Regions from separate parts of the Homo sapiens genome. Here all the other regions are linked to region 2. Evidence: chromatin contacts called from ENCODE Hi-C or POLR2A ChIA-PET data. All regions are on one chromosome and are shown on one strand. The core of a region is the stretch at or near the end of the contact, and the rest is flanking DNA. Distances in the headings are between cores, read along the strand shown. Region 1 has its middle 68 kb from the start of TULP4. Region 2 overlaps TULP4 (TUB like protein 4). Region 3 has its middle 41 kb from the start of TULP4.

The links. A loop is a pair of places that touch in the nucleus more often than their neighbours do. ChIA-PET counts read pairs that join two places held with the same protein, here RNA polymerase II (POLR2A). Pooled maps may share reads with other maps.
Region 1: a loop to region 2 is called in a pooled map, with 3 times the contacts of the local background. The contact joins two enhancer-like sites. A Hi-C loop is called at or near these places in 2 of 168 maps with a recorded cell type or tissue (IMR-90 and K562), 1 of 37 single-sample maps with no recorded cell type and 10 of 50 pooled maps. POLR2A ChIA-PET finds 5 or more read pairs at or near these places in 4 of 52 experiments (B cell, HEK293T, MCF 10A and 1 more).
Region 3: a loop to region 2 is called in a pooled map, with 8 times the contacts of the local background. The contact joins two enhancer-like sites. A Hi-C loop is called at or near these places in 7 of 50 pooled maps. POLR2A ChIA-PET finds 5 or more read pairs at or near these places in 8 of 52 experiments (Panc1, RWPE1, T-cell and 3 more).

Annotation. Positions count from the first base shown.
Region 1 is chr6:158,242,628-158,245,327 of GRCh38, forward strand. It overlaps a transcript of TULP4 not described here and the pseudogene SRP72P2. Among named protein-coding and RNA genes, the nearest start is that of TULP4, 68 kb to the right of the region's middle. RefSeq lists an enhancer at 296-345. Within about 2 kb of position 1,449, at least 2 of the 41 ENCODE cell types and tissues checked have a DNase peak (open chromatin) inside an H3K27ac peak, as active enhancers do.
Region 2 is chr6:158,357,611-158,360,310 of GRCh38, forward strand. The region is part of intron 1 of TULP4 (TUB like protein 4); the gene reads left to right. Among named protein-coding and RNA genes, the nearest start is that of SNORA116, 36 kb to the left of the region's middle. RefSeq lists an enhancer at 68-317. Within about 2 kb of position 1,326, at least 6 of the 41 ENCODE cell types and tissues checked have a DNase peak (open chromatin) inside an H3K27ac peak, as active enhancers do.
Region 3 is chr6:158,269,827-158,272,526 of GRCh38, forward strand. It overlaps a transcript of TULP4 not described here. Among named protein-coding and RNA genes, the nearest start is that of TULP4, 41 kb to the right of the region's middle. Within about 2 kb of position 1,450, at least 4 of the 41 ENCODE cell types and tissues checked have a DNase peak (open chromatin) inside an H3K27ac peak, as active enhancers do.

The DNA.
Region 1 (2,700 bases), core at 199-2,698, 110 kb before region 2:
TTCAAGGCTTCTCTGAAACTTCCTTTCTGGATAAGGCATATCACTTTACAATGCAGGCCAGTTACATCATCTTTGTGGATCTGCAGTATCTTATTGACAGGCTTGAGAGCACACAGGAAGTTGCTGTTCTGGCCGTACCGGTTCACTTCACTCCACACAGCACAGGCACTGAAACTCCACCCTGCTGCTCACTGTCGCCCAGGCTGGAGTGCAGTGGCGCAATCTTGGCTCACTGCAACCTTCGCCTCCCGGGTTCAAGTGATTCTCCTTGCCCCAGCTTCCCAAGTAGCTGGGATTACAGGTGCCCACCACAACACCCGGCTAATTTTTTTGTTGTTTTTAGTAGAGACAGGGTTTCACTATGTTGGCTAGGCTGGTCTCGAACTCCTGACTTCGTGATCCGCCCGCCTCGGCCTCCCAAAGTGCTGGGATTGCAGACGTGAGCCACCGCACCCGGCCTATCATGGAAATTTTAAAACATTGCTAACAGTGGAGACTGGTGTAATAAAGCACTGTATCTTGCCCAGCTTTGGCAATTTTAAAACGTTACCAGTTTTGTTTGAGCAATACCTCTCACGTCCCTCCACTTGGATTATTTTAAAGCAAATCAAGCTGTCATATAATTTTGTCTGTAAATATTTTAGTACATGTCTCCAAAAGAAAAAGACCCCTTAAAATAATTACAATACTATTATCTTACCTTAAAAATTTTTTCTTAGTATCATCAGATATCCAATCAATACTCCTTGACTGCAGTATATATTTGTGTGTATGTATGTGTGTGTATGGGCGTGTACGTGTGTGTGTGTGTGTTTATATCATATCATATATATATATATGATTGTTTGAATTAAGATGCAAATAAGGTCCATACATTGCAGTTGGATGGTTTAAAGTCTCTTTTAACCTATAGGTTCTCTATCTTTTTTTTTCTTTGCAACTCTTTATTGAAGAAACTGAATTTTATTCTTTGCATCCTTGTAATGTAAAATATGTTATTTTATTTCTTGTGTTTCCTGTACATTGGTAGTTCATTGTAGAGGCTAAATCAAAAGAATCCAATTTTATTTTTTTGTGAGGGCAGGATTATTTTCATCAGGAAGTCTTCTTTCTTTCTTTTTGTGATACTAGCAACCATTCTTGAATGTTAACTTGGTCTATGAGTTCAGGAGGGATTACAATATGGTTACATCCTGTCATTTAGTTATTAGCTGAAATAGGTGTGTGTGTGTGTGTGTGTGTGTGTGTGTGTGTGTGTGTAGAAATTCTCCTTTGTCAATTATTTGGTTACCTTGAGGTATAGAGTGTATAGGAAGGGTTTGAAAAGTGTCTGATTATTTCCCTTGATTTACCAGTTTTCAAAGTTATGATTTGGTCCCCTAGCATCCTCCAGTGGTGATGGTTGAGGGTTTTAAATTTTTTCGCATAACATTATGAACGCCTATTTTAGCATACGTGGTGTGTTTCAGTCCATTGCAGTTACTGTCCTTTCGATGCTCAAATTGCTCCCTCTTTGGGCAGTGTAGGCTTATTTAGGCTGGCACCTGAGTCCTTCTGACACGTCTCTAGTAATCTCATAGCTTCCTTGCTTTACGATATGATGAGATGTTTCAGGTTCGTCCTGTATACTTTCTGTTTCAGACATGAAATCAGAGCAGACCATTTTTAAAAGAAAAAAAACCTAAATGTGCAATAAACAAAATGTTCAGTTTTACTAGTCATTAAATAAATAGAATTCAGAGCTAAAGTAGATACCATTTGTTGTGGACTGAGTGTTTGAGTCCCCCTACCCCCGTTCATATGTTGAAGCCCTAAGTCCCAATGTGATAGTATTTGGAAGTGGGGTCTGTAGGAGGTAATTAAGGTTAGATGAGGTCATGAGTGTGGGGCCTTCATATGGGCTTAGTGTCCTTAGAAGAAGAGACACCAGGAGGCTTGCTTTTTTTCTCCCCATGTGAGCACACAGCAGGATGGCAGCTGCCTACAAGGGAGGAAAAAAAGCCTGAGAATGAAACCTACCTTGCTGGTACCTTGATCTTAGACTTTTAGCCTCCAGAACTTCGAGAAATAAATTTCTGTTGTGGCCGGGCATGGTGGCTCATGCCTGTAGTCCTAGCACTTTGGGAGGCTGAGGTGAGACGATCACTTGAGCACAGGAGTTTGAGACCAGCCTGGGCAACATAGCGAGACTTTGTCTCTATTTATTTATTTTTTATTTAAATAATAATAAAAAAACTAAAAACATAAAAGAAACAAAATAAATTTCTGTTGTTTAAGCCACTCAGTTTATGGTTTTATCGCAGCCTGAGCAGACTTAAGACAGCATTTTTCAGTGATTATGTTGGCAATATAATTTAGACACAATTTTTTTATTTTTTTGGAGACAGGGTCTTACTTTGTCACCCAGGCTGGAGTGCAGTGGTGCGATCATGCTTACTGCAGCCTGGCCTCCCAGGTTCAAGCAATCCTCCTCCCTTAGCCTTCTGAGTAGCTGGGACTACGGGCACATATCACCACACCTGGTCAATTAAATTTTTTTTTTTTTTTTTTAGGGATGAAGCCTCACTATGTTGCCCAGGCTGGTCTTGAACTCCTGGGCTCAAGGGATCCTCCTGCCTTGCCCTCCCGAAGTGTTGGGGTTACAGGTGTGAGCCACCGCACCCGGCCTAGACCCAATTTAGTCCTTTATGGATTTGAAAT
Region 2 (2,700 bases), core at 76-2,575:
TGCTCTGATGTTATACCCAGAAAGGGAATCGTCTCCTGAAACTTGAAGTGTTCCTCTGATGCCGAGGCCTGGCCTTCCCTGAGGGATTGCCCCAAGGTCCCTACACCAGTGCTGGCCCAGGCTTGCCCTCTCCAGTCACTCTGGTTTGTTGTCAGGCAGAGAATTTTCACTTTCATCTTTGCTGCTGACTTCGCCCTCTCACCTCTTAATTTTTTTTCTTTGTAAAATTTAGGACCTTAGTTACGTGTCGTATTGAGAAAGCATAGATGACTGAAGATCCATCAGGCTTGGAGTCTTCATTACATACTTAGTAAGGAGGTGAGGTTGGGTGTGACGCTCATTCTTCTGGACCCAGTGTCCTCTTCTGTGAGCAAAGGATTGTGGTTGTGTCTGCCCTGACACATAGGAGTGCTCTGTGGGTTAACTCAGAACAGAAGTGGGACTCTGAACATTTTAAAGCAGCACACACATTAGTTGTTTTTAATGTTACTAATCCAGAGAAGACCTTTCAACCTTTCAGGACTTTTCATGCTTCTCAAGATCGGTTTCTCAGAATGTTCTCTGCAAAACCATGCAGGGGTGCAAGTGGAAGGAGGGAGAGAGTCCTTGGACCTGAGAACCTCTGAGATTTACAGACTTTGTTAAGATAATGAAACAGCTCTGTGAACTATTCTTAGAGAAAAGTGATTCTGTGTGTAAATTTTAAGTGTACTTGGTGATATTATGCTCAGAATACTCTATTCTCACCCTACTGAGGTATTTTATTTATTTAAACAAACCCATCAGTCCTTGTGGTATATTTACTTAGCACTTTATTTAATTGAATTGCTTCATTTGGGAAAACTTACCGACTCATATGGATTTATGCCTTGTTTGGGGCAGTTAGCCCTTGAGGGTGAAGTATTTCTCAGTGTCACTGTGCATAACAGAGATATTAATAATAAATGAATTTGTTAGTTCTTGCAGTAAAACAAGTATCCTCTATAGGCTGGTTACATCCCACATCTATTTAGCATTGGTATAAAAAGACATATGAGAAACGGTTCTGCACTCAAAGAGCTCTTACTTGAGGGCCAGAGACATGCTTGTAAGGCAGTAATGTACAAATCATGGAAAACTCTAGTGTGATAACTTAGCAGAAAATGCTTGTTTTGATGATATCAGAGAACCCATTTCAAAAGCAGTAACATTTGATTTGAGTCTTGATAGGTAACGAGGTTTCCTGACTAAAGAACAGGAGACAAGTGCTGTCTGCCCAGGGTATTTGTAGAGGGTGTGAGAAGACCAGCAGCTGGTGGTGGGTGGGGCTGGAGGGCTGAGATTAGAGACAGGCTGGGCCACACCGGGCAGCATGTGCCAATCTAAGCCGTTTCAGCTTTCTCCTGGGCAGTGGTCAGCCATGTACATTACATGCATGCTTCCCTTCACTACATGTTCTTTTATATTGAATAAGGAGGAATGTGTAATACATTAAGATAGCCTTCATAGGAAGATTCTGCCCCTAATTTGTTGTTTATGTGACTTTCTATGCCAGCCACCCTCCCCTCTTCCTCTTACCTAGAAAAGAAATGGGTGTCCACTTCGTTTACAGTGGTCTCTACTGATGGAATTTGGGAGAAACACCCCCTTTTGAAAGGAAAAAAAAATCGTTCTTTGCCAATTACTGCTGTGTACCTTCCTGGTTATATTCTCAAAGGAAACTAATGTCATCTTGTATTAGGGTACTCTAGAGGGACAGAATTAATAGGACAGATGTATGTTAAAGGAGAGTTTATTAAGGAGTATTAACTCACACGATCACAAGGTGGGGTCTCACAGTAGGCCATCTGCAAGCTAAGGAGCAAGGAAGCCAGTCTGAGTCCCAAAGCTGAAGAACTTGGAGTATGATGTTTGAGGGCAGGAAGCGTCCAGCACGGGAGAAAGATGGAGGCTTGGAGGCTAAGCCAGTCTAATCTCTCCACGTTCTTCTGCCTGCTTTTTATTCTGGTCACGATGGCAGTTGATTAGATGGTGCCCACCCGGATTGAGGGTGGGTCTGCCTCTCCGAGTCCACTGACTCAAATGTTAATCTCCTTTGGCAGCACCCTCACAGACACACCCAGGAACAATAGTTTATATCCTTCAGTCCAATCAAGTTGACATTGAATATTAACCATCACACAACTGAAGCTGGTAAATTAAAAAAATTTAAAACTCCCAGAATTTATCTTCTCTTCCCAGTTGAATAGGCCTTGGTACGAATTTTAGACGGCTTCTTTGACAGACTTTTCTGTGGGCCTGTCCCTGTGGACTGGCTTTCTGTCTGTTCTGCTCTTGCCCATTCACTTATTCATATCCTTTGTAACTCTGAAGGGCATCTGCCCTTGACTCTGGCCTTGGGGGACTTGGTGAATGTAGGGCCCATCTGGGCTAAGGGTCAGAGTTAAGTCTTCTGATGTTGGTAAAATAAGACAGTTGAAGCCTTCCCCCCTTCCCTTTTATGCCTCCAAAAAAAAAAACCAAACAAACAAACAAGGAAAAAAAAAAAGTGAGGCTAGAGTAACTATAAATAACACAAATTAACAGATTTCATGCCAGCACAATGTGCCTGTTGGCCAAGAAGCAGCACTTCTTATAGCTCCTGTATGGCTCCTGTACAGTGTCACTCCGGGTGTAGCACGATGCACTCTTGGGCATTCCTGGTATCTGTCCATCATGGAG
Region 3 (2,700 bases), core at 200-2,699, 88 kb before region 2:
AAAAGTTACCCAGTCAGGTGGTGGGAGAGCCAGGCCCGGTGCCCGGCAGTCTTGCTGCTGAGCTGCTGTCACTGTTCTGCCTTTGTGGTCTTCACAGGGTTGCTCCCTTTATTCCGTGTTCCTTAAGCCCATTTTATTGCTTCTAGATCTAGGAAAAAACAAAAACACTGAGTTTTTGAAAAGGCTAATTGTTTTAAAGTTAAATAGTAAGTGTCAAATGTACAGCATTCATATCTATTAAATATACGTTAATTCTACTCTGTAGCAGTAAGACCCTTTCCTATCCAGGCAGTATAATTAGATCTTCTATATATCTTTAATAGCCTTCTATTTATCTTAAGAACTCTGGCTTAATTTTCTCTTGGATTATTATAAAGTCTTCATTATTGAGATATTTTTGTCAGTAAATTGTCCTTACTTGGTCCAACTTGGAGCTCTCTTTCTTTGTTTTGCTCTTGCATCATCATCTGAAGACCCTACCTTGGCTTTATCCTGCCAGGGACCGGTCATTCCAGCAAGATTCTCTCAACTCTGCTCCACAGCACTTTTTTGGCTCTTGATTACAGGATTTACCTTGTAGTATTGAAGTTGGTTTATTTTGCCCATCTTCTCTCACTGTGTAGGGTGCTTCTCGGGGCTAGGGACTGGACTTCGATGAGTTTTGCATTGTCAGCACCCGGCCTGTTCGGCCTGTGGTGGGCACTCACTAAGTGTCTCTGGTACCGGGGCCGGTGATGGGCACTCAGTTAGCGTCTCTGGCCTGAGTGTTGCTTGGCTGCTTTCCTGGTTTGACACTGCACTTTAGACTATTGCAGCTAAAATTAACACACATCATCTGTTGATGTGATGCTTGCCTCCTTTTAAGCTTTTCTCAAGCTTTCAAAATTTCTTCCTGAAGTTTTTCCTTCACAGATGAAATTGCTCCTGAATTAGAGGTGATTTACTCCAGGCTTCCTTGTGCTTAAATGTGGCAACTTTCAAGGCTGCCTTCATTTTTGCCTCAGAGTTTATAAAGCAGCTTAGTGTGAATAGATGCTGTAGGGCCGGGCACAGTGGCCCATGCCTGTAATCCCAGCACTTTGGGAGGCTGAGGCAGGTTGATCACCTGAGGTCAGGAGGTCAAGACCAGCCTGGCCAACATGGTGAAACCCTGTCTCTATTAAAAATACAAAAATTACCCAGGCATGGTGGCAGGTGCCTATAATCCCAGATACATGGGAGGCTGAGGCAGGAGAATGGCTTGAACCCAGGAGGTGGAGGTTGCAGTTAGCCGAGATCGCGCCACTGTACTCCAGCCTGGGTGACAAAGTGAGACTCTGTCTCAAAAAAAAAAAAAAAAAAAAGATGCTGTACTGAGTTTATTTAATATAAGCAGTTTTATGTTAGTCACTGCTCTGTTGAGTTTTGTTTCATTTTCAATTGTTGCTTCTCATGTGGTAATGAAGAAAGCATTTAAAGGCCAAGTTAAGTGGGTGCCTAACCAAAATAGGTCCAGCTTCCTCAAGTTGTGTCATGACTTGTTGATGAGGAGGAAGGGCAAGGAGACATCTAACTCTCACAGGCTTTGTCTCTTGTAGCTCAGATAGGGTTTCTTTAATCCATTTTAGAATTTTTTTTTTTTTTTTGAGATAGGTTCTTGCTCTGCCACCCAGGCTGGAGTGCAGTGTGCCATCATAACTTGCTGCAGCCTCAAACTCCTGGGCTCAGGCGATCCTCCCACCTCAGCCTCTGAGTAGCTGGGGCTACAGGCGGGTCACCACATTTGGCAAATTTTTAAATTTTTTGTAGAGATGGGGTCTCACTCTGTTCCCCAGGCTAGTCTCAAACTCCTGAGTTCAAGCCATCCTCCTGCCTTGGATTCCCAAAGTGCTGGGATTACAGGCATGAGCCACCACGCCTGGCCCCACATTAAAAATTTTGAAACGGTAGCTTTGATTCAGGTGTAACTGTCCTCCTAAAGAAAAATAAAATGTTCTGAGAAGTTTTAGTTTAAAGTTGGAAAGCACTGAGAATAAATCTGTTTTGGGGGAAACATTGAAATGCTACGTTTGAAAATCTGTAGAATTTGCTTCAGGTGAGACAAAGGATGGGGTAAGTCATTGAAAGGACTCACTGGGACACATGTGCAGTGGAGGGTTTAAAAGTATTTGCGGAAAAATATTTAGAACGTTTAATTTCTAAATTAGAAATGTATGAGTGAATTTAGGGGGAAGGGGCTGGTTAAGTACCCAGGGATTGGTTCCACAGTTGCTGAGCATACACTGTCACCAAGTCAGATGTGGCTACTGTCCTCGGGGAGGTGACAGGTAGAGGAGAAAGCCTTATCCACTAGGTTTTAATTCAAGGTGCCAAGGACCATGTGATGTGGCAACAGGTGCATTTCAAGCATAAAGAGGTGGAATTTTTCAGTTGGGAATTACCAGTGGTCACCAATGTTTTTATCATCAGATTCTTTTTATATTTTCTTTCTTCCTCCCTTCCTGCCCCAATGGCTATGATCTTATTACTAGCCAAGAATTGTTGTTCAGTACAAGATAATGGTATTAATAGCTCGTATTTGTTTTTTATGCTTAATGTGAGCTGAATGAGGGAGAGGCTGGAGCTGAAGAAGAGGATCTGGCAGTGAGTGCTGTGGAACCTCAGCATCCCAGGCCAGCCAAGGCAGAGGAACAAGCAGAGGAGACAGAAAGAATCACAAGG